Regions from separate parts of the Mus musculus genome. Here all the other regions are linked to region 1. A link is a loop called in an ENCODE intact Hi-C map of the cell type or tissue named here. Cell type or tissue: left cerebral cortex. All regions are shown on one strand. Each heading gives the region's core, and the rest is flanking DNA. Links, peaks and the distances in the headings are about the cores only. Region 1 overlaps Syt1 (synaptotagmin I). Region 2 overlaps Syt1 (synaptotagmin I). Region 3 overlaps Nav3 (neuron navigator 3).

Evidence for each region. Peaks named below come from ENCODE experiments on the same cell type or tissue, not always from the same donor. Only the 100,000 strongest peaks of a DNase experiment are listed, where the experiment ranks them.
Region 2: it touches region 1 in a loop (2.4-fold over the local background); 2 of 42 quality-filtered maps call a loop at or near these places.
Region 3: a loop joins it to region 1, with 3 times the contacts of the local background. A loop is called at or near these places in 4 of 42 quality-filtered maps.

What each region holds. Positions count from the first base shown.
Region 1 is chr10:108,729,090-108,737,442 of GRCm38, reverse strand. The region is part of intron 3 of Syt1 (synaptotagmin I); the gene reads left to right. Among named protein-coding and RNA genes, the nearest start is that of Gm5136, 33 kb to the right of the region's middle. In left cerebral cortex, for the core only: a CTCF peak has its summit at 3,275 (motif pointing left); DNase peaks (open chromatin) are centred at 1,990, 3,248 and 8,212; H3K27ac peaks cover 3,102 bases.
Region 2 is chr10:108,999,050-109,007,402 of GRCm38, reverse strand. All of the region lies in intron 1 of Syt1 (synaptotagmin I), which reads left to right. Among named protein-coding and RNA genes, the nearest start is that of Syt1, 7.7 kb to the left of the region's middle. In left cerebral cortex, for the core only: no CTCF peak of the experiment used is centred there; DNase peaks (open chromatin) are centred at 639, 1,726, 3,318 and 3,648; H3K4me3 peaks cover 2,767 bases; H3K27ac peaks cover 3,900 bases.
Region 3 is chr10:109,708,399-109,716,751 of GRCm38, reverse strand. It overlaps Nav3 (neuron navigator 3), which reads left to right. Exons shown (of 38, transcript NM_001368815.1): 27 at 79-232; 28 at 2,345-2,519. Among named protein-coding and RNA genes, the nearest start is that of Gm40757, 110 kb to the right of the region's middle. In left cerebral cortex, for the core only: a CTCF peak has its summit at 3,527 (motif pointing right); a DNase peak (open chromatin) is centred at 3,536; H3K27ac peaks cover 732 bases.

The sequences.
Region 1 (8,353 bases), core at 254-8,253:
TCCATTTTGTCCTATTTAGCAGTGTGATTATCATGTGAAACTGCGAACAGAACGATTTAGGGCTAGTGAATATCATTTAGTGAACAGAATTTTAACATCACTGAAGAGAAGGTACAAATCAGCGAAGCTTCGAATTCACATGCAAAAGCTGCGAGCGGATTTGACCTATGGGATCAAATCTAACCACAGCTGAACGTGAAAGGGCACCCAGTTAGGATGCACCACACAGACTCCCAAGAAGGGGGTTGATGTGAGCACGGCCATTCTTAAGAAATCTCATTCTTGCTGCTGTTAAAAGTCGCAGGATTAGACTGGAAATACTTGGGTTGCACAGACACCACTGTAGGTAAAGTGGGTTATTCAAGGTAGTTCCTGTTCCGTGTACTTCCTCTCAGAATTCTGTTACTCACCATGAGAGGCTTAATTGGCCTAAAGTATGATCTTCCAAAAGTGGGGATTGGGTAAAAAGACATTGGACTCATAGGCTCTGCAACTGGATTGCCTGAAGCCGGCTCTACCTTGTGTGAGCTTCCTGACATGGAGTGATGACTCCGACATATCACTGGCATCTTTGTCTCCTGTACCTGTTTCAATGAAGAGTTAAATAGCAGCCTGCTGAGCAATCTGTAATCATATCTGACCTATTGTAATTGGCAAATCAATTATAGATATTTTTGTGCTTTCTAGGTTTGAAGAGATCACTTTTTTAAGATACATTAGTTTTTTTAATCCTACAGTTGTGCAGTCCCTTTTGTGTTTCTGTAACAATAGACAAAAATTGCTATAGAAACAGACAAATCCAAAAACAAACTATCAAATTGCCTAATTTGTAAACAGTCATAAACACTTTTAAAAAAAAGATTTATTTATTATATGTAAGTACACTGCAGCTGTCTTCAGACACTCCAGAAGAGGGCATCAGATCTCATTATGGATGGTTGTGAGCCACCATGTGGTTGATGGGATCTGAACTCTGGGCCTTCCGAAGAACAGTCAGTGCTCTTAACCACTGAGCCATCTCTCCAGCCCCAACATTTTTAATTATAAAGTGTGCAACCTTCTTACTGTTTTACATTTTCTTAGGTTTAAAAGAGAAGCGTTTCCAAGTATTGGGACTATCTGACACTGAGTTATTTGGGTTTCATTTCTGGGTATTGTTCCATGTTCCATATCATATACTCTGGAAACTGCTTTACTTTTTTATTCTTTAACATCTGCTTGCTGCTACTCCCTGTGGTCCTCTTTAGTATCTTCCTTATTTCTATTCCTCCCCTCTAAGGACACTAAGGCTGGATTCAGTGGTTGATAAGCATTGGGTTTACAGTTCTAGGTGGTTTTCCCTGCATTGACATCTCAGCTCTGTGACTTTATGCCATGATGCTAACTATGTGTAGTCCAGGAAAGTACCCTGACCACAGAGAGAAGGAGAGGGAATTTGTATCTAGTTAGAAATATTTCCAAAGAACAAAAGTGTGCAGCGTGGAAAGTACCCAAACTTGGAATCTCAGGGGCTTAATTCGGAGAATCTCTATCCTTTCTACTCCAAGGTCCAGGACCAACTGAAAACTAGGTCAAAAAGACGTGCTACTACAAATCAATACAGTGGCTTCTTGGAGCTAGTTGATTATGAAGCTATATGTATAACCCCAGTGAGGTTCTTTGAATTAAGCTTACAGTTCAGACATGGACCAATACCCCAAATGGGCAGAAGGTCTTCCCTGTAAGCATGCTGTACATCCAGCAAAAACAAGCATGTCACCTCTCTGCATACATGCAGATGAGGGTAAGAACAGAAATATTTGAGCAAGCGCATTCAATTCCCTTTTCCAAATTCACCTGTCCTAGCAGCCATCTTTGTTCTGCAGAGGATGTATGGAAGAAGGTAGCCCAAAAGATGTACACTAACACTCCCTTATTTTTTTCTCCTTTAGGGAGTAGAGTGGAAATTTCCCCTTTGGTTGGTTAGATGTGAAGAGAGAATGTTTTCCCATTCTAAAATAGACACCAGCCATACTGTTCAAAGAAAAAGCTCCCAGATGGTTAGAATGAAAGAGAAATACTTCAGAAAGGAGGTGCAACTTGAGAGGAATCGAAGTTAAGACACATGAGATGAAAGGATGAGGAGCCATGAGCAGTCTGGTGGGACGTCCAGGAGAGACATCTGGGAGATTTCCAAGCATCAAAGAGGGTCGGAATGATACTGGAGTGTGCTTGGCAATAAATTTAATAACATTTAAGACATATTTTATGACAGCTAAGAAATAAGAATAAGGCAGACGTGATCATGTGTTTACAATTAGGAAGTATGTACCCTTATGTTAAAAGTGACCTGGTAGTCTATGGTGACATCACACCACAGCAATGATCTATGATGACATCCTACCGTGACAATGGATGTTGTGGAGTTCAGGCATTGATTCTGGCATTTGTGTCGTTAGTGGAATGAGCAGAGATTGAGTAGAACACTAAAGGGGTCAGCAAGAAGGAGGAGAAAGTTGCTCAAGGATAGAAAAAAATAAAGACACTTTTAGGGTATATGATATGGAACATAGAACAAAAACCCAGAAATGAAAGCCACACTACAGAAGTTATATCATGAAAATAAAAATAATGAATTTTAATGGACAAATGACAGAGAGCCTTTAATGGATCTTTAAGACTCTGGAGCTGCTAGCAAAGTATAGTAAGAACCACACCAGAAGTTATTGATGAGGACCTAATAGCATGAAATTAGAAAAAGCAAGTACCTCAAGGAAATGCTTCATATTGTCAAGAGTACTGAGTGACAGTCTGGTGGCGTCTTCTATCTGACCTCAGAGAGAAATGGAGCAGAGCATTTTGAAGAAAGATTTGAGGATTTATTACAATATGTAATCAGATGCAAGATACTGACAAGGTTCAGGTCTGAAACTATGGTAATCAGAAACACTCAGAGTCTAAGAGACCTGGAAAGCAAGATCAATCAGTACAGACAGGGGAAAGAATAGAAGAGGATCTGCAGCAGGGAGCAAGACGATGATGGCTTCACGGTGGGTAGCTGGGAGGAACTACGGACAGTGTGAAAGGTGGCATGATTTAAGCATCTTCAAGCCTTGCCCATGGCATTTTCACTCCACTTGGGATGTTGAAAGGTTGAATCCATTCATTGTGTGAAACTGGGAATTGGTATTGGCATCATCATATTGGAACAAGTTTCTAACACCAACCAAGATTCAAGAGACAGACACAAAGGCTTGCTAAACCTGCCTCATGTAGTCATGATGCCACCCAGTGGTTAGTTTGGTTATTTTATAGGAGCTTGCCCTTGCTCTTTAAGAGTGCTTCCAGTGAATATCCATCAAAGTTTCACACGCTCCCAAGAAAAGTGTTTTATTTTATCTCCAAAACTCACAGAGGAGAGATTCGATTTGCTCTTCACATCTAAGCTAATGGAGTTATACCCAGCTTGTTTTCTATATGTGTTATGCGCTGAAAAACATGATTTAGCCTGTCTTCTATCGAAATTAATGCAATAAGGAACCATGAAATAATAGGGCTTACACTGTACTCAATTTTAGCTCTAATAGAAACACAATGAAAATAACATCTGCGACACAGGCCTGGCTGATCAGAGGAGAGTAATGGATATTTGCTGCCGTGATTTTATTGGTGTTCTGGGTTTGGCCCTTTGCAGGATGCTCATCACTATAGTAACAATGCAATAAATACTTTTAATTTGCCTTATATTCACTTTCCATTTGTCTATAAGGTCATCTGGGCAAGGACAGCTGAGAGACTTTAATATGGCTATCAAGAAAGTAATATAAACTTAACTGCCACTAGAAGGGACCCCACCCCTTTGGAATGTTTTTGAAAGGAAATTTTTTAAGTTTACAATGTCTCTTTAAGAATATATATCATAAAGTAATTGTAGCAATGTCCTTCTTGAGTGACTCAAACTTTTGACAATGTAACTTTCTATTCACACACATACACACACACACACACACACACAGTGTAGAGAGAGAAAGAAATCATGATTTATTTTAAAATCTCATAGTAAATGGCTTTCTGACTTAATTATTTTAATTAATTTCTATGAAGCAAAAGTGAGAATAAGGACTATTTCATTATCTTAACTATCACTTGTTTGTGAAATCACTAAATATTTTAACCATGCTGAAACCAGGAGGCCCCTCAGTTAATTCTCATCAATAAATACAAACACTCATCAAAGCACTCTGGAAGCATCAATATTGACTCTGCTCCTAAGGACCTAGGGGAGAACTGTCCCTTCAGTCAGTGATAGCTTTTCTTTTCTTTTATTTTGGTATTATAATATAATTACATCATTCCTTCAATTTCCTTTTCTCCCTCCAAACCTTCCCATATACTCCTCTTGTTCTCTTTAAATTCATGAATGCTTTTTTCACTATTATAGCATGCATATATATGCATATGCATATATATATGTATGTATGCATATATATATACGTACATACATATATATATAAAACCTGCTTGGTGTGTCTGATATTACTCATATGTATGTTTTTCAGGACTGACCATTTGGTATTGGTATGCTCTTCTCTAGGGAAGACTATTTCTCTCTCTCTCTCTCTCTCTCTCTCTCTCTCTCTCTCTCTCTCTCTCTCTCAGCATCCCGTAATAGCCTGTACTTGTTTGTGAAGGTCAGAGTCTCTTGAGCTTTCCCTTCATCAACTTTGACATATCTGTTGTTGTCCTTGCTCGGGTCATCTTTGACCAGTCAAGTTGATGAGACATTGAGTGTAGCTTCTGACGTTACTAGGTGATACAATGCCATATTAAAGTGCCTGGTCCTCTGGCTCCAACATGGGATGGTAACCCTAAGCGAGCAGTAGTGGCACACATGCCATGGCAGTAACCAACAGTGTGGAGAGGAGTAGTGGCACACATGCCTTGGCAGTAACCAACAGTGTAGAGAAATACTCTCCACCTTATTTCTTAAAATATATTCTATCAATGAACTGAAAGATCACCAATTGATTAGACAGGCTCTCTGCACCCTTATGTGTAACTAGGGTCACAATACCACAGCACTTGGCTTTACCTAAGTGGTAGGGGTCCAAACCTGGATTCTCATATCCCAGTAAGACCACTGTACAGACCATGCCATCCCACTAGCCTTTAGACTTTATAACCACATTTTCCTCACATTTCCTCAGCTTAGCTATATACCTGCCACTATGAAAACAATGTCATGGACATATTTTACTGTATCTGAGAATCCACAAAATGGGATTTTAGAATATCTATACCAATAACACTGCTACTAATAAACCAATAACATCAAGTTTTAAGAGCTTAATTACCCTCCTCTTCCCTTAGTCTCTGCATCACTAAGAGAATTATGTTTAACTCCCTTAAGTGGAAGGAGACCCACTTCATTGCAGAGAGATAAGGATTTATTCTGATTTTATGTCTTCATAGCCCTCTAATTTATGGACCCATCCAAATCTCTCAACCCTCTGACATTTGGTGTTAGTCCCCACCCCAGACATTATGAAACCATTTGCATTATGTATGGTGCTTTATATTGTAGAAGGTATATACTCAGAGTAAAATTTTAGATGACTATTGCCACTTTAGAGAGATAACAGCACTAGAAGGATAGGCAGGCACAAACACATGATATCCTGGGAATCTTTAGCATTTCCTATGGTGTTTCTTTTAGGCCAATCAAGATATAATACACAAAATAATTCATATGATGGAAATTGTGAAGTTGAGATAAGTCTCGGAGATTGATCCTTATCGGTCACAATAGAAGGACTTGAGATACTAATGGCAAAAGTATGGTTAAATGTATATAACATTTTTATTTCTATCAATATTGCACATCTGTACTCTGAAATCCAATCTCCTTTCCTTTACATTTCTTCTAAGGCCCTTTTTGCTCTTCACAGCTTTTCTACACTCTCTATAGATTTCTAGTATTGGTGTGTAAATAATTCATGTAGTCTATGCTAGTTCCCATTCTCAAATAGCTCAGTTTGGCCACCTAAGGTAAGTGACTGGAAGCACTGTAGATCCCCATCATTGGATACCAAAGGCTTTTCATTGCCACTCATGAGGCTCAGCTCCAAACTTTCTAGGTAATGGAAATCACTCCAACGTTCCCGTTACGTTTTCTTACAGTTGATGACCTTGAGAAGAGCAAGGACATTCCAGGTCTGTTCCTAGCAATGCTACTCTTCCTTTCTACGTTTAGCATCCTTATTTCTTTTCTCTTCTAGTTCTCCACTCTCCAAGATGACATAGCTCCTGCCCCCCTCCCAATGTGCTCCCTCCGGAGCTGTGCTCCATAGATCATCTTCTTTTGAATTTATACTGCTTTAATCTTCTGGCAGTTTCTCTTTGTCTGCACGTATTTGTAGGTCTCTCTGTTAAAGCCACTTCTTCCACCTGATGTACTGGAGTTAAGACTTTGTCCTTTCATCTGCTAGATTCTGAAAGGGGTACATTCTACTGAGTAGCCAGTCCCTTGGAATCTAACTTCCAATTGGTAGTAGTTGCCTTTTAAGAGTGTCTATTGTAGGCCAGGTGTGGTGGTGTGCACCTTTAATCCCAGCACTCGGGAGGCAGAGGCAGGTGGATTTCTGAGTTCGAGGCCAGCCTGGTCTACAGAGTGAGTTCCAGATCAACAAGGGCTACACAGAGAAACCCTGTCTCGAAAAACAAAACAAAACAAAAAGAGTATCTAACAAAACAAAACAAAAAGAGTATCTATTGTAAATAATTAATAATATATAATGAAAAAGACTGTCTGGTGATCTTGAACCTCTCACGCTACTAGTCATTTCTGTTTGTCCTCAGACTTTCTATAATATGTGGTAGAATTATGTGCTCTTTTGTTTAAACTTCTGTCCCGTGGTTTTAAGGACATCTTGTTGCTGTAGTTTGCTTCCTGGCTGCTTTTTCTTACTCTTCTTCACTACCTTCCTTCACCTACTAAGTTAGACATTCCCAGAAACAGCTTCCACAGGGTATTTGAATGCTTCTCAGGTAAATGAGTTGGAGGTTCTATCTCCCAATATGCAAAAATATCATGACACATTTTGGGGCCTGAGAGTAGGAAGAAAAGAAATACAGATATAGATAAGTCCAGATCTCATTCAGTTCTGGGGCTAAATTCCATGAGCCAGTGCTTAGCACAGTAGTATTTTTTAACTGGTTATAATTTATAAACATACATTTCAACACTTCCTTCTGTAATTCTGTGGAGAAAATTATTTTAGTCTAAAAACTCAAAGCAAAACACATCACATTATGGGGTCTTAACTGCCCTTCTTTGTGCTCTTATTAATCATCTATTACTTTCCACTAGAGTCCACTCTATTTCTCAGCTTTAAATGTCTGACATTCACAATAAGATCAGCTTTGATTGATATTTGTCATTTTCTGATATGAAATGGTCTTGGTAAATAAAATTCAGAATAAAGAGCAGATATGTTACTATAGTTAGAAACTTAATAAAAAACTTATCCCCCACCTTTGTCCTAGATCAACAAATATATATTCTCTGAAAATTTAGATAAGGACTCAGCAGAAACATCAAATGCCACCTGTAACAGGACCATTTCATCTGAGTAACTCAAACGGGACAAGGTGGTAGAGTATGTGTGACTAATAGCTGCCTCCTTTTACAGTGGTGTATCATGGAATAGGTGTGCCAGGTTTTAGTAAACACATCAAGTTAGACAGAGAGGAGAATATTTGCCTCCAATGAGAAGTGGTTCATGGGGCCAGTTGGTTCTCACCAAAGGTAAGGTCCCTTAGGACATTTGGTAATGTATAGAGACATCTTTGACTTCCAGAACGTACAGGGAGGAGATGCAATTGTCGTTTAGAAATGCCACCAAGCATCCTGCAATGGACAGCTACTTCCCAAGCAGAGAGATACGTGATGCTCTGAGCATAGGAGAATACATGGCTTTGTTCCTGGATTTTCTTAGAAGAGCATTAGCCACACTTCTCCTCTGACTATCTCTTTTCAAACACTTTTCCTCTGACCTTTTTTTTATTTTGTACGTAAATGTTTAGTTGAGAGTGCTACCTTCAATTTGTTTTCTTGGCTGTTCTCAAGGGTCAATCATTGCTTACTAAAGTTTCTGGGCAAGCACAAAGTGGTAAGGCCCATGCCTGCTGGGCATAATTACAGGAAACAACTTCGTTTTTAAAATCTCATAGCACAAAGTACACGCACAATCACACATTATAATTCGTTCCCAGTGTGTTTGTGCCCCGAGTAGCTCTCAGCGGGACAGCATCACAGTCTCGGCCAAGCACCACATTTTCCAGCCACCTCTTGAAGTAGAAAAAGCAACAAATC
Region 2 (8,353 bases), core at 316-8,315, 270 kb before region 1:
ATTATATAATAGAGAATTTTATCTAATAGTATGGGTAACCCAGGCGAAACATGGACGTTATGCCAAATTATAATGTAGTTATAGTTTTACAAACATTTTACAAAAATGTAATTTTTTTCTCATTAAATATCTGATCCACTTGTGTTTTAAGTATTTTGATGATTTATTAGTCATGAATGTATCTGCATTGAAAATTTATTAGATACAAGATGATTCCTAGCTGAATTTTATTTTCATTAAAATTAGCCAAATCTATTTATACACGGATAAAACAAATGAGTATAAATACATAATTTTAATTTGTATATATATATATATATGTATATAATTTTCATACTTATACACATATCCTAAAATTATGTAATATTTTTTAAATGATGAGAATGTAATGGGTAGTATTTTATAGTAGGTGGAAAATTGGGGTACTCACTTTTCTAGTACCAGTCAAAGGAAGGTAACAACATTTTAGCAATATGTTAATGAGACTTTGGGTAGAAAGCCTATGATACCTAGAGACAAAATATATGTGCTCCAAGAGCTTCACTTTCACTGGCATGTGTTTCCCACGACCGGGGAAGAAGGGATGGAATGACTTCTCGGTATAAGAAGATGTTCCTCTCTATACGCTTAGCAGAAGTTGACATCATAATGTTGTTTGATTCGGACATAATCGAGGATAACGTCTGTTTGTAGTGGCTTTTCAGATGTTTCAGTGACCATTTGCTTCTAGGTAACATGTTCATTCATTTTTTTCGTTTTATGGAATTGGATGACATGGCTAGTATTGCTTTTTTTCGAGTGGGGAAAAAAGAGTGGTATCTTCACGTCTAAATTCTTCAAGGAAGGACTTACATTTTTCATTTGGTTACATAAACTTCATCCAGACCTTTTCATTTTACATGTGCAATTTCCTCAAGAGAATTTTCATCTGTCCCAGCAAAAGGGAATGGCTCTTCTCCCTTAGATTCACAGAGAGGTCTTGAGATGTTATTCCATTGGCTCTAAAGTAAGCAATGATACCTTGGCACACAAATAGCACCATACTTAAGTGAATCCATTATCAGTGGGAACATACACTTCCTTAAAGTTATGATATCGCAATCCAGAAGGCTTTCATTCTAAATTAGGGCTGTCCGCCATTGTAAAATGTCATTGTTATCTATAAATGTGTTTTAGACTGCATTCATAGGTGTGTCCTGGGACCTATGCAGCCTGAGGCATGTTGGACATACATGCCTTAAAGTGCATAAGAAAAAGAAATTGCTGCATTGTAGAAATAATAATGCTGAAAGTCTTGTTTGTGCACTGCAAAATATAACCTTCAAAACTCTTAGCAAAGGGATCTTTTAAGATAACAGTCAGTTTCCATTCATTTGAAAACAATACTTAAGACACTTAGTAAAGACGATAAAAACTAATTTAGAGTTACAAGCACATTTTTGATACCGTTATGAGTTTCTGGCCACCGCTCTGTGAAACTCAAAGCTCATAAACAACAACCTCTGTAATTTTTGTACTTATCTTTACTTCAAGTTTGAATTGCGGAGATCAGTTCCAATTCTCTTTGACTTGGTTTTGATTCTCTAAATAGCCACACAGGACTTACAAAAGTGTCATCTCAGTGGTTACGGTATGAGGAATAAAGGGGGAGTGGTGATTATTTCTGTAACCGTCTTAACTGCAGAGAGCACGGTTGTTGTACTGATTGGGTGCCTGGGGGGGGGGCACTATGCCAAAACAGATCTCCAGAAAATTATGACGCAGGCAAAGATAAAAATTACCATCTAGTTCTCAACTGTTTGTGCTAAACAAGAGATGTAGAATTTTGCATGCAGTGAGAATGGCCTTTAACTCCCCCTTTATTCCTCATACCGTAACCACTGAGATGACACTTTTGTAAGTCCTGCATGGCTATTTAGAGAATCAAAATCAGAATCAGGCAAGATTATTTGCCAAAGATGTAATTCAGTAACTTTCTTAGCAGCCCTGTCAGACAACATTCCTTACTATGCACTAGGTTAGCAGCATGCTACTGAAACCACAAATGATATGTACAAGACATTTAGCTAAGGTCCTCTGTCAGGACTGACTTAATTCTGGATGGAAATATCTGATAAATCCCATCTAGTAGGGTACAGAAGTGGGCCCTCACTGTCTTTGTGAGCCTATTGCTATTATTTGTGAAATATGGCTTAGTGGATGACTCTAACACGTCCAGCATCTGTATAATTATTTTTGCCATAGGGAGAAACTCGTTGTATATTGTTCTCTGTGAGAACTAAATATTTTATTTTCCCTCTTAAACAATTCAGCTACTTAATCAAGGATAAAATGTGCACTGCATACTCGAAGACAAATATAATTGAAGATTTTTTAAATGTCAAACATGCTTTCCCTGAATTGCTTAAATGAGAACCACTGTCTCTGTGTTTTGTCTTCACTTTCCCTGACCATGACTATAATTTCAGTGACATGGTAACAGAGAAAGGATCAGACAACCCCACTTCAAGCCTCTGATGAATTACCTGGGTGCCCCTGCAGATTACAGCATCCTGTTTTGCCTGAAGCTCATTTCTTCCTTCTTACCTGTGATCCCATGCCTACCCTAGATAGGAAGCAGGTAATTGCATTTATTAATTGCTACTTTGAGATGCCTTCATCAACAAGGAGGCAAAAACACATGGAAATACTCAGAACATACACAGCTGTGGGAGACTCCTATTAACCCTTTGATGTGCGGTGCAGTCGCTTACATAAAGTGGAAGGCCATTTATAAAACAACTTCTCCTTCAGGAATTTCTTTCAATTCTTCACAGGTTATGTAAGCCAGCATCAAGGCCATTAAACCAGGAGTTGCTAGAGCATTTTTATTTAATACCTGAGGATAATACTGAAGGACTTATCCAAACAAGAGTTCCAAGTTAGGCATGGAGGTAGACACCTGAAATCCCAGTAGCTGGAAGACTGAAGCAAGAGGATCAGAAGACGTATGCCATTCTTAGCTAAATAGGCTAGCCTGAGCTACATGAAATCATCTCTCAACCCTTGCCCCCGCCCCAGAAACAAATTCCAAATCCTACCTTCTCAAACCCAAATATGTCTGTAGTGAAGACCTTTAAATGGTAAAACATTGCACCCTTTTGGCTTATAGATACGTGGTAATATATGCTTGTTCTTCTGCATTCCTAGGGTTTATGTTGAAGTAGCATGAACAGCAAGGCTGTTTTAAGGATGCATCCTTAGAAAATATTTTTAAACGAAGCTGCAGCTGGGCATGCAACTTACTTCACAGGCAATGAGCAAGCAAGGAAGCAGGGCAACGGGGCATAACAACTGAAATGAGCATTAGGAATTGTTTGCTACTCTTGAGCAAACTGAGTGTCATTTCTCCCCAGTTCTGGCCTCCAACAGTCTATACAGTGAAGTTGGTGATGCACAGGAACTACCTCGTGGCTTATCTTTGAGGAAAGGGGGAGAGGGGGGGGGACATATCCAGAAATGCTATTTAAACAAATGGTTTAATGGCCTTTGATGCAAGACCAGGTGGGAGAGCAAGGGATTCAGGCACCGTGAGACAGCTCCAGACTTTGGGTTTTGAGTTAGCAACATTGTTAAGAAGCAAAGTTGACACAGTTTCTCACCAGAAAGGCTAGGTAGCAAAGCGATGAAATTTGTTTCTGACATAGTGTTTCTGCCAGATCCTGGCTTACCAGGCTGGCTTCCTGCCTAATCCCCGGCATTTTCATCAGATTTGAGGAAGGAATAAAGCCAGCCATTGGGTATTAGAACATATTTCTAGAACATTTTGGATCTCTTCTATAAATAGAGTCACATCGCCATGCTACTTTAACAAATATTGAGAATATGAGACCACAGATTTTAGATTAAAAGTATGTACATGTAAGCAGGACTGCTGTCTGCATAAAAACGTGTGAGTTTCCTCTCTGTATACAGGCATTGTATGAGTCGCACATGCCATAACTTGTAGGGATCTGTTTTAAATGTCTTGCTTAAATTACTATGTTAAAATTTAAAAGTCAAGCAAATCACTACAAGACATGTCTAAGACTAGCAATCAAAATGTGACATTTTAAAAGAAAACCAGCATATCCCTAAGCCCAAACTATACCACTTTTTTTTTTAAGGTTTAATTTTTTTTTATGTCATCTTGATGATTTTTCCCTCTAGGGAGTCATAGATACTTTCTGAGCAACTCCTCAAAAACACAGAATAAATATTGATGGTAGAAGAGAGCTTGACTTCTCTAGGAACAAGGAGGGAGATGAATCCTGCCATGCCTTTGAGATTCTGTCATCAAGGACATATTGAGCACATAGGAACCATTTTTATTTCTCCTGGATTCTGACTTTTTTACCTGTACTTAGCCATTGAAGCATTTTACTGCTTACTGCATGAGTAGACGATATTATTATTTCAGCTCTCTGGCTATGTCACTACTCCGTGAATTCTCTGCTTTCTTCTTCCTTCCTGTAAGACCAATTCCCCCCTCAAACTTTTCCTTCCTGCTCTCTCTTTTCATTGTCCTTATCATTCCCCCCCCCCACACACACCTTTTCTTTCTTTTTGACACTTCATACATATGTCCCTAGAGATGCGGAGCCAGAAGGCTTTTTTGTCTTAATTCTATCATCTCCATTACCAGCTTGGTTCAGTTTTTCCAACAACCAAGTCATGTAACATGGGTACATTATAACAACCAAGACATGTAGCGTGTAATGTGTATACATTAGCATCATAAAACATATATATGCATATGTGTATGCATATATATATATATATATATATGAACATGTGCTTAATCTGTTTACATAATTGACAATGCTTAGTGGAATGTGCCATGACTTGACTGATTTTTAATAATTTGCATATTTAGGCCTCCTTATGCATAATCTTTAGACCCAAACTGATTGCAGAGAAAAATGAAGAATTACGCTCTAAAACAAAAAGTGATAACTTAGCATGGAGTGCTCTGCATGCTACCCTTGGCAATGCATTCCTTCTTCTTACCTTAATTGGTACACAGTTCTGTATTAGGGAAATATTTGTGTTACACTATTAGATCTTTATAGTAGATTTTTCCATTTTACAGATGCAATAAATAAAAAGCGATTGCTTTGGGTGGCTACAATTATACTTAGCATGTTTTTATATTTTTGTTTATTAATTTATATTGCCTTAGTGCTTAATAATGAGAATCAAATGTGTCATAATCCTCCCTATATAAGAGACTTAGTTTGCTCTTGGTGATCACAAACAAACAAAATCTATAATCATTAAATCAAAGTCTGTTTCTTATTGAAAAGATGAGGATGTTTTAATATTCTGTTATTTCTGCTATGCTAATTTTGAGGGGATTAAGTTCGTTTTTAAAAATTAATCAAGCACACATTCTTAGTCTATTAAAAAAAAACTGAAAAGAATTTCAAAGCCTATGCCATAACTCAGTTTTCCTTTAGTTACCACTGTATTATGATGATGTCAGATTAGGAATCCCATTTTCCTCCTTATTTCTAAATTCCATAGCTCTAAGGTATCTGATACCCTTAAGGATGCAAAGAACCGTGATTGGAATAGTAGGAGCGTTAGCTGGGCCATAGCTTCCTGATGCCCTCTCTCATTGCTCTCCTTGGCACTCACAGATAGAGTTTCTCATTGCCCCTCACCTAGCACTGTTAGGAAACGCTTGAGCCTATTGGTGCTTTCCCTTCCTAGTCCTATTTCTATGTTCCCCAAGAAATCAGAACCAAACCCTAACTGTAAATTAATCCCATGTGAAGTCTCTCTGCTGACATCTTCTGTCCTCAAGACCAGATTTAGGAGGAAACACTAGAACTCATGATCATTGCAATATGAATTAATATCACTGGCATCATGGATTCTCTTATATAAGGAAATAGAAATTATCATTGAGGTTGGATTATGGAAATAATGGAAAATTGTTTGAATAGACTAGACCTTTGTAGGGGCTCTTAGATGAGGAAAATGCCATCGCTGTCTTATTTCTCCATACATATCAAATACTTTCCCACATGGTTTGAATTCTGAATCCTATTTAATAACATTGATATGGTTGATAATATGTCCATATCTTTTAATAAGAGAATGATGGAAAGGAACATTTAAGGAACTTGCCCATGGTTATAGGATGCAGTATGTCATGGGTAAATTCTTAGTCATCTGTTCACTGTGGCAATACATATTATTATCCTTGGACATATAAATGGCAGATGAAAAAGAATAGAGGGTGTTCCATAGTGGATAACAATGGAGATATAACACCTAAAGGCTAAGTAACTCCCCCAAAGTTTGCATCAATTAGACCATCATATTACTGTGATATAAGAATGAATCATGAATGAATCATGAATGAATCATTGTTCACTTGAAATGACCAGATCCAAGAGGGCGTATTACTTCTAAATATTTATACAGGAATACAAATATAATAATAACACTACTTGTTTGGTACTTGTTAGTATATAATGTATCAAACCACAGTATTATCTCTTCACTACGTACAGTGATTTGCCTGGCATATGACATAAACAATGCTGGCAATATAGGCATAAACATAGTAGACAGGTGTTCTAATTCTATGGCGTTTATGTGATAGGAGTGAAGACAGAAAATTAATAACAGCAACAAACTAGAACTATAGCAGCTTCAAATAGTAGTGGTCACTAGGAAATCACAAATAAGCTGATAAATCAAACAACTATAGTTGGGAATATTGAGAAAACAAAAAGAGAAATGGAGACATAAAAGAAGAAGGAGCCAGCCCTATAAGTGTCAGGAGAAGGCATTGCTGTCAAAGGAAAAACCAGCGCAAAAGTGAGCAGAATCAGCCCTCTGAATTTAACCATCCAGGACTGCTTCGTTGACCTTTACTCTGCCTTAACATTCTAATTAAAAACATCCTGCAGCCATCTAGACATTTCCAGGGTTATAATCGTCTATGATCCCACCATGTCCCAAGTATATGGGATTTATTTCTGTGTAGTATTTCCCTGGTTTGTCTGTATGCTATAGTGGTTTCAGTGTTATAAATATTGAGCGTAAGGTCAATGGAAACTATTTCTATATACCCTATACATACTGAGTCCACTCTTTATGGACAAATATTTTTATTCTCCATTATCATATGCTGGACTACACCCCCCTTATACACTTTCCATACATCTTTTTTTTCTTTTTAATTTCTGAGAATCAAGTACATGCCTTCACCCCAATTTTATTATTTTGATGGACTTAAGTGAACTCAGTGGGTTTTTATCGCAGTAATGACTTTTTTCAATGTAATTTCCTTTCGAGTATATTTTTTATTATAACCTACAAAACTCTAATTTAGATTTTGAGACAAAAGTAAATAAATACGGAGAACGTAATAAAACAAATCATTCTGTGTCGATTATCATTTAGACAACAGAGGTCTTGAAGTCTTAACCGGAAATTATTTTTACCTTTATCTTGTTTCATATCCTGGTTTCAAGAAGATAATACCCCAAGCTTGCCTAGGTCACTCTGTGATAGTAAAACAGGTGCTTACAGATGCTCATTGTCCTATGTGAAACCGCACCACCATTTAATCTGCTGCAGCAGTTATTAGGCGATAATTAAAGCGTCAATCTTAAGTGACCCACTTTTTTCCTTCCCTAAGATTCTCTATAAGCGTAATAATAACCACACATTTTTAAAATGGAGTCATGTTTGTAACCACACATTTTTTAAATGGAGTCATGTTTGCTATGGTACTCTGGTCTGCAATCGACAGGTTAATAAGTGTTCCCTGTCAGTGGAATTAAACAGCTTTGTGTTCTGTTTGCTGTTATATACACACACACGTGTGTGTGTGTGTGTGTGTGTGTGTGTGTGTGTGTGTGTGTGTGTGTGTGTTCTGGTTTTGAGTTTTCGTTCATGTGAGGCTAAAGTGAGCTTTATAGGATTTTAAAACATTTTTCTCACTTTCCCAAGAGGAATTAAAAGGAAACATTTGATAGAGGACTGTAATTAATGAATCCACTAATGATATTTTGTAACATTTTAAACTTACATTAAGTAACCTTTACTTACATTAGCAAATATGCACATAAGTTTTTCCCATTATAGTCTCACATGTGCTATTTAATTTTTATTTTCACCTAGTTAATAAAAAATATCCTGGTCACTACCAATGAAAATAACACTACAACACTACAACACACACACACACACATACACACACACACACACACACACACACACACACACACATGCACGTTATGGGTGCAAGTACTTAAAGGTCAGAAGTGAGACTCCAATTGCCTGAACTGGTATTAAAGGCCACCTTATGTGG
Region 3 (8,353 bases), core at 53-8,052, 980 kb before region 1:
TCTCTCTCTCTCTCTCTCTCTCTCTCTCTCCTCTCTCTCTCCTGTAGCCACTTATTTTGTGTTTGGTTTTTCCCTTAGGATCTGCGAGTGCACTGAGGCTGAGGCCGAGATCATTCTGCAGCTGAAGAGCGAGCTCAGAGAGAAGGAATTAAAATTAACAGATATAAGGCTGGAGGCCCTCAGCTCTGCTCACCATCTCGATCAGATCCGGGAAGCCATGAACCGGATGCAGGTCAGTCCAGGAGCTCTTTCAAGGGACAAAACGGAGAGATCAAAAGCCAGCCCTTTCTCTTCTCTTAGTCATTAGATAACAAAAAACACAGTCTTTTTAAATTTTATTTTGGCAGTCTTTGCAACTCAGCTGTTAATACCAAAATGGGGGATTTGCTCAAATCTAGGTTGTCAGTAGGAGGGCAAACAGGCAGCCTTGTACTCAAGGACTATTCAAGATACCCAGGCAAGTGAAAGGATTCAGGCAGGGAGTTAAGGTTTAAGAAGCTACTATGATTTTTTGCTTTGTTCCTTTCTTACCAGCTACCTTTGTGTTAGTTCTTAAAAGATGTCCTTTTAAAATCTGACTTTTACACATTTTCTATCAAAAAGCTAAAATTAATAACAACGACAACTTGAGCCACCCATCAGAAGCTTTGAGATATGGAAGCAGACGTTACCCCAAATGCTGTTACACCAAAGCCCCCGCCCTTCAGCAGCATCTCTGGTCTTAAGTTCAGAAAGGGTCTGTGCTCTGACCCTTTCCACTTTATTACTGTAAAGCAACAGTGGTTCCCCAGACTCCGGAAAGACGCAAAGCAAATGTTAAGCAGGTTTCCCTACTGCTGTAGAGGCTAACAGAAAGGTTTCTGTGGTTTTTCTGAGTGTAGTACCCTGCTCTGCAAAACATAAATTTCCCCCTTGGTTAGCTAGAATGCTTAGGTAATTTAAATCACCTTATCATTAATTTTGCTTTGCGTGTTTTGTCTACTTTGTATGCATTCATAGAAGTATAACTGGTATAATTTTCCTGGGAAAGTTTAATATGATTTTTTTCATTAAATAAACCATTTTATTCTTTATGAATTTTACTTCAATCCTATTCATCTCGCCATCGCTCCAAAGGAGAGGTATTAGGGCTGATGAGTAGCTTCCCATTAAGGTTGTTCTTTATTTGTCAAGAGAATCTGAACTCAGAAACCAGCACCTAAGAATTCTGGCCAAAGGAGTGCCCATGGTGGGACCCATGGCTCCAGCTGCATGTGTAGCAGAGCATGGCCTTGTTGGGCATCAATGGGAGGAGAGGCCCTTGGTGTTGTGGAGGCTCGATGCCCCAGTGTAGGGGAATGCCAGGGCAGGGAGGCAGCAGTAGGTGGGTAGGTGGACGAGCACCCTCACAGAAGCAGGGGGAAGGGGGATGCAGTAGGGAGTTTCTGGAGTGGGAACTGGGAAAGGGGATAACATTTGAAATGTAAATAAATAAAATATCCAATAGTAATAATAAAGAAAAAGAAAAAGGGTTGTGGCTGACAAACTCCTGAAAATACAGGAGCTTACATGGGATCTGACACCTCCTTTGAATTCTAGAAGCATTGCGCTCAGGAGCATAAACCCACATGTATGTAAGCACATATGCACAGATAAATTGTTTTAAAAAATCAAAACAGAAAAATTTTAGGAACTATCCAGTTACATTCTTTTAAAATGTAGTTTGTGTCTGTCTGTGCGAATGTATATGCACACCTGTGTGCAGCAGTGTCCTGCAGATAGGTCAGAAGGTCAAGTGTTCTCCAACCCTCTCTGCCTAGTCCCTTGAGGTAGGATCTCTCCTTAGCTTACAGCTAACCGATAGGCCAGGAACGCCCAGGGATCTCCCTGCCTCCATCTCCAATCTAAACTACTCTTATTTAACTGCTCGGCTATCTCTTCAGCGCCCCTCCTTTTTTTTTTTTTTTTTTTTTGGCAATGCTAAGAATTGAATTCAGGACCTTCCAAGCCAATCTCTCAAATATTGGGCTATATCCTTAACCTTAAAACTTAGTTAAAGTACATTTTAACAACAGTATGGGACAATGTAGCTTAGTGTCAAACACTTGCCTTGTATGTGTGAGGCCCTGGTTTGATACCCGGTACTACAAGTAATGACATTAGTAATTGCGTCTGTGTCGGAAAATGTAGTAAGTTATGCAGGTGAAATGGGGAACGGGTTCTCTTCTTTGGAATCGTGTTTTCATAATTTATTTTGTTTGACATTTTACCGTAGTATTTAACAAGCGTACAAATTAAGTCTGATAAAAAAAAATTTTTTTGTCATTTTCTCAAATGCTTTTTACGTTTTACTTCTTCACGGTAGAACGAAATTGAAATATTGAAGGCTGAAAATGATCGGCTGAAGGCAGAGACTGGAAACACAGCTAAACCTGCCAGGCCCCCTTCTGATTCCTCAAGCACAGCCTCTTCTTCTTCTTCACGCCAGTCCTTAGGGCTTTCACTCAACAACCTGAACATCACAGAGTCTGTTACCTCAGGTAAGTCAGTGCGCATGTGCATGGGTGGGTGGATGCACGCGCGCGCGTGCGTGCATTCATGCATGTGTGCCTACATGCATACCTGTGTGCTTGTGTGCCTGTGTGTGTGTGTGTGTGTGCCTGCGTGCCTCTGTGTGTGTATGTGTGTGTGTGTGCGCATGTGTGTGCATGTGTGTTGTGAGTGTGACATGTATTTGTTCAGATCCCCACAAGTTTATTCTTTACTCCCCTAATGGCTACTAGAGGGCATCCTGAGATCAGGAAAACCTTACCTGTCTTCAAAATCCTCTCACCAGTGCTCAGATATAGCTAAAATGTATCCTAGAAAGTCATTTATTTTGTTTGTTTATTTAGCTCAATAGTTCTGGGGAGACAGGGTGTGGCCTGGAACTAGCTATATAGGCCATCTAAACTTGAATACTCAATGCTGTACCTGCCTCTGCCTCCCAAGTTCTGGGACTTTTTTTAATAGTTATACACCAACATTCTCTAATACAGAATCTTAGAGACATAGTTTTCTTATCAGTGTTCAAAAAAAATCACAGTGAAGTACTTCTGATTATGAATAGGATGAATGGGAATAAATACTCTCTGTGGTGACTGGTGTTCATGAATATAACAATAATAACTCCGTGCCAGTTAATAGAGTTTTCCTTGTACAGAGCCAATTTCTAAATTTGACTGCACTAGCCTTCACGATGTCAGCCAGAGAGCTGCTGTATCAACCATTCTGTAGCTCTATTAAATTTTCAACAAAGGGAAAAAAGAAAAAAAAAAAAAAAAAAAAAAAACGCTGGATTCTCTCGTTGTAGTCAGCATACAAATGATAGGACAGGGGTACACTTCTGATCTGATTTCAAGTAGAATCATATGACATAATTTCATCTTCATATCTGAGGTGTAACTCAATTATAAGGTACAACTCTTCCTGGGACATTCAATCATCGACATAAAATTTCCTTTAGGACTTGTTTACATGGTATCTGCGGTAATTGCATAGCACAACCACCAGAGGACACCGGAAACCAATGTTATACACATTCCTGGGTAGCTAGACAACACTGTCAGAAACAAGATACCTAACCATTTCCCCCAAATCGCACCAAGATGCACAAGGATAAGAGGGTGAGAAGGAATATTAAAAAAAAAGCGATATTAAATACTCTAAAATTGATTATAATTTTATTAAATTGCATCTTCAAATAAAGTCAGAATACTTAAAATTCTGTTTTGACAGCCTTTCATGTTATAGAAGAAGTACAATAAAAGTACTTTCCTTCACGATCTATCCAGAAAAACAATGAACAGTTCCAATTATTCAGACAAACAATGCTTTTAACCATTTGGGACAGTAGCTTATTGTTCCACTAAAGAAATTACAGAGACTTCATGACTTGAGATTGTATTCTCCTGAGAATTGTTACCTCGGGTGATATGGAAGGACATGGAGTGAGAGACGCTATCCTACTGCAAAGAGGAGGGTTTTAATATTGAGCACATAGAGAAAGAAGTAATATTATAGATAGCAAAACTTATGAACCATGTAAAATGGTGTTTTTAAAGACATTCTTTCGGTAGTCTCCCAAGGTAGGTAGTTTCCACCCCATTTTACACAGGAGTAAACCAAGTCTTAGGAACATGACTGTAGTCATATCTGTCAACATAAATAACGTATCCAGCAAGCGGAAGAAGAGGTTTTCAAGCCCAGATCTGGATGGATCACTCACTGGCTGGAGGTTTTACTAAGTTTTGCCTTAATTATCTATCTCTATAAAGCCAACGCCATTGCTCATTTGTTTAACGGTGTGGGCTTACTCCATGTTGTCAGGAGAAGTTTTTGTATTTTAAGCTTTTCAGAGCTAGTATGTCATGGAGCGGAATGACAGGCATGTGGGAACAGCAACCGAGGTACATCTGATTGGAAGGACAGCTACCTACTCAGCATCATTGCAGAGGACTCTGTACTCTCTCCTTGGTCTTTCCCTTCTCTCTGTCATGAGCACATTCTTAGAACTTCCTGATTCATTTTAGTAGGTGTGGCTTTAGTCTCAAGTGTTTATGTAGGTATCCCACGAGCCCAAACAGATAACCTGAATTCACTATGTTTTACCTCGCCTTCCCAATTTCCCTGTCTCTTCTTCACACATGCTGGGATTACAGGCATGTGCCATTATGCCAACATCATAGCCAGATCTTAAAATATGGCCTTTCCACTATTTTTGTTGTTGTGGTGGTGGTTGTTGACTGAACCAATTTTTCCTGGCCTTTTGCTTGCCTAGAGCTTGTCACTCTTTGGTCTTATGCCCAGTGCCACCTCCTGAAGGAAGCTCTATCAATCTAGGACTTTCTCCTGTCAGACTCTCTCTATTTCACTGCCCCATTCATTTCCAGCACATCCTGAAACCACTTTGTTGAGGACATACATCCAGAGAAGAAAAGAAGTTTATTTTTTCTACTTTGATATGCATCTCAATATTCAGATTACTTCCTTTTTATTCAAAGTGTTTACTTGATATTTATGAATATTTATGAGTAGCTGAGCAAGAGACTGAAGAGGAGCTTTAGTTATGAGTTATAAGAAGTTTAAATATGAGAAACCAATGGTGTGCTCCTCTAAACCGCCAAAACTTGGAACAAGTAAATTTAAGAAACAGTTTTATGAAGCTAGTATTTATATGGGATAATTCGATATATATGTGCATTCTATAACTACCAGCTCAAGTTGATGAACACTGCTGTTTCTTCAAATGCCAATAATTTATATCCTTTGAGAATTTCATTCTATTCCAGTCATTCTAAAAGACATCATAGATTATAAAGTCCTTTATTTATCCTTTTTATTGCTAAAGAATAATTAGCAATAATTCTACAACATTTTATTCTTAAGAGACTGGAAAAAGAGAAAAAGATTGACAATATCACCCCGGAAGTTTGTTAAATTAAGACACCGTCAATAAGACAAAAAGACCACCAACAGATTGGGAAAGGATCTTTACCTATCCTAAATCAGATAGGGGACTAATATCCAACATATATAAAGAACTCAAGAAGGTGGACTTCAGAAAATCGAATAACCCCATTAAAAAATGGGGCTCAGAACTGAACAAAGAATTCTCACCTGAGGAATACCGAATGGCAGAGAAGCACCTGAAAAAATGTTCAACATCCTTAATCATCAGGGAAATGCAAATCAAAACAACCCTGAGATTCCACCTCACACCAGTCAGAATGGCTAAGATCAAAAATTCAGGTGACAGCAGATGCTGGCATGGATGTGGAGAAAGAGGAGTACTCCTCCATTGTTGGTGGGATTGCAGGCTTGTACAACCACTCTGGAAATCAGTCTGGCGGTTCCTCAGAAAATTGGACATAGTACTACCGGAGGATCCAGCAATACCTCTCCTGGGCATATATCCAGAAGATGCCCCAACTGGTAAGAAGGACACATGCTCCACTATGTTCATAGCAGCCTTATTTATAAAGCCAGAAGCTGGAAAGAACCCAGATGCCCCTCAACAGAGGAATGGATACAGAAAATGTGGTACATCTACACAATGGAGTACTACTCAGCTATTAAAAAGAATGAATTTATGAAATTCCTAGCCAAATGGATGGACCTGGAGGGCATCATCCTGAGTGAGGTAACACATTCACAAAGGAACTCACACAATATGTACTCACTGATAAGTAGATATTAGCCCCAAACCTAGGATTCCCAAGATATAAGATACAATTTGCTAAACACATGGAACTCAAGAAGAATGAAGACTGAAGTGTGGACACTATGCCCCTCCTTAGAATTGGGAACAAAACACCCATGGAAGGAGTTACAGAGACAAAGTTTGGAGCTGAGATGAAAGGATGGACCATGTAGAGACTGCCATATCCAGGGATCCACCCCATAATCAGCATCCAAACGCTGACACCATTGCATACACTAGCAAGATTTTATCGAAAGGACCCAGATGTAGCTGTCTCTTGTGAGACTATGCCGGGGCCTAGCAAACACAGAAGTGGATGCTCACAGTCAGCTAATGGATGGATCACAGGGCTCCCAATGGAGGAGCTAGAGAAAGTACCCAAGGAGCTAAAGAGATCTGCAACCCTATAGGTGGAACAACATTATGAACTAACCAGTACCCCGGAGCTCTTGACTCTAGCTGCATATGTATCAAAAGATGGCCTAGTCGGCCATCACTGGAAAGAGAGGCCCATTGGACATGCAAACTTTATATGCCCCAGTACAGGGGAACGCCAGGGCCAAAAAGGGGGAGTGGGTGGGTAGGGGAGTGGGGGTGGGTGGGTATGGGGGACTTTCGGTATAGCATTGGAAATGTAAATGAGCTAAATACCTAATAAAAAATGGAAAAAAAAAGATTATTTTTGATGACAGAGAACTTTCCAATGGAGAAAAGAACTAAGATTGAGTCCCAGAGGAGAGGACTTGCTAAGAATGCACAAAGCCCTGAATTCAACCTACGTGTAATATTGTTAGTTACAATAATAATAAACCTTTGAGTGATAATTTTATATACCTGTTGCTGAACCCAATGACTGCTCAAATCGTCCCTGTGACAGTGCTCCTTGCTACCCATCCCCAATGTTCTGGATTCCTAAGTGAAACACACACAGAAAGAGAAGGGAGGTGGGGGGGGGGGGGAGAAGGAAGGAAGGGAAGGAAGGAGAGAGCATTTTATAATTTAATATGTCTTAAACATTTCAATGACTAGGCCACTTCCAATCTTGCACATGGCTAACACACTCCCCTCCGATATTCCTGAGTTATTACTTACTAAAACCTGTATTCCATCTTGGCTGCCCCAGACCCAGACCTGCAACCCTCTCGGGCTGCGTTCGCCAGCACCTACATGAAGGCTATGTTCTCTGTCTGGCACAACTCAGGCATGGCTTCTCCTCCTTTCCTGGCCTGGCCTGGCGGTTCTCCACCTTCCTGCTCCTTTCTCAGTCCCTTGCCCAGGAATCCTAAAGTCCCGCCTCAGTTTCCCTGCCCAGCCATTGGCTGCCAGCAACTTTGCCAACCAAAACCAACAGGGGGCAGGGTCCCTCAGTGTCTTATGGGTACACATGTCCATTCTCGTGCAACTTGGGGGACCAAATCCACAACATATACCATATCTCTAAAAGTTGTTTATTAATTGCATGATATTTAAGTAATTTTTGCCTCTTCCTGTATGACATTATCCATTTAATTATTACTGACATAATAGAGGCCATTCCAGGAAGGAATGGTAGCTCCTAAGTATATTCCCAGCACTCAGAAGACAAGGATCACCTTGAGTCCCAGGCTAGCCCATAAGGGAATATGATCCTCCCTCAAACAAACAAAAATAGAAAGATTCCATTGTCAGGAGTCATCTTAATAAGTTGTTGTGGTGATGATAGTAATCACAGTATTTGTCTGCATGAAATTATTAGTGCAGTTGGGTCAGACACATGCCTCATCTTTATCCACAGAATAATATCTTCATATTAGTATTAGGTATGACTCCATAATATCATCGCTGCTAAAGGAAAACAACATGTATGCGGGATGCTTTTTATATCACTCCTCCAAACTGAACATTTATCTTCTATAACATGTTTTAAATTTTAACATTTAACTATGTTTAAAAATCTGGTGTTATAAATGCAAGTAAGCATTAGCATACCTTAGTAACTATTAGACTATGACTAAAAACAGAATTTTAGTTTTGAAGCTGTTAGTATACAGGATACAGGAGAACAATGTGTAACATGTTTCTGTAGGTGTGTATAATGTTGTCACTCTTAGTATCATGCTTGACATCAGTCCCTGATGATGATAGACATAAGCA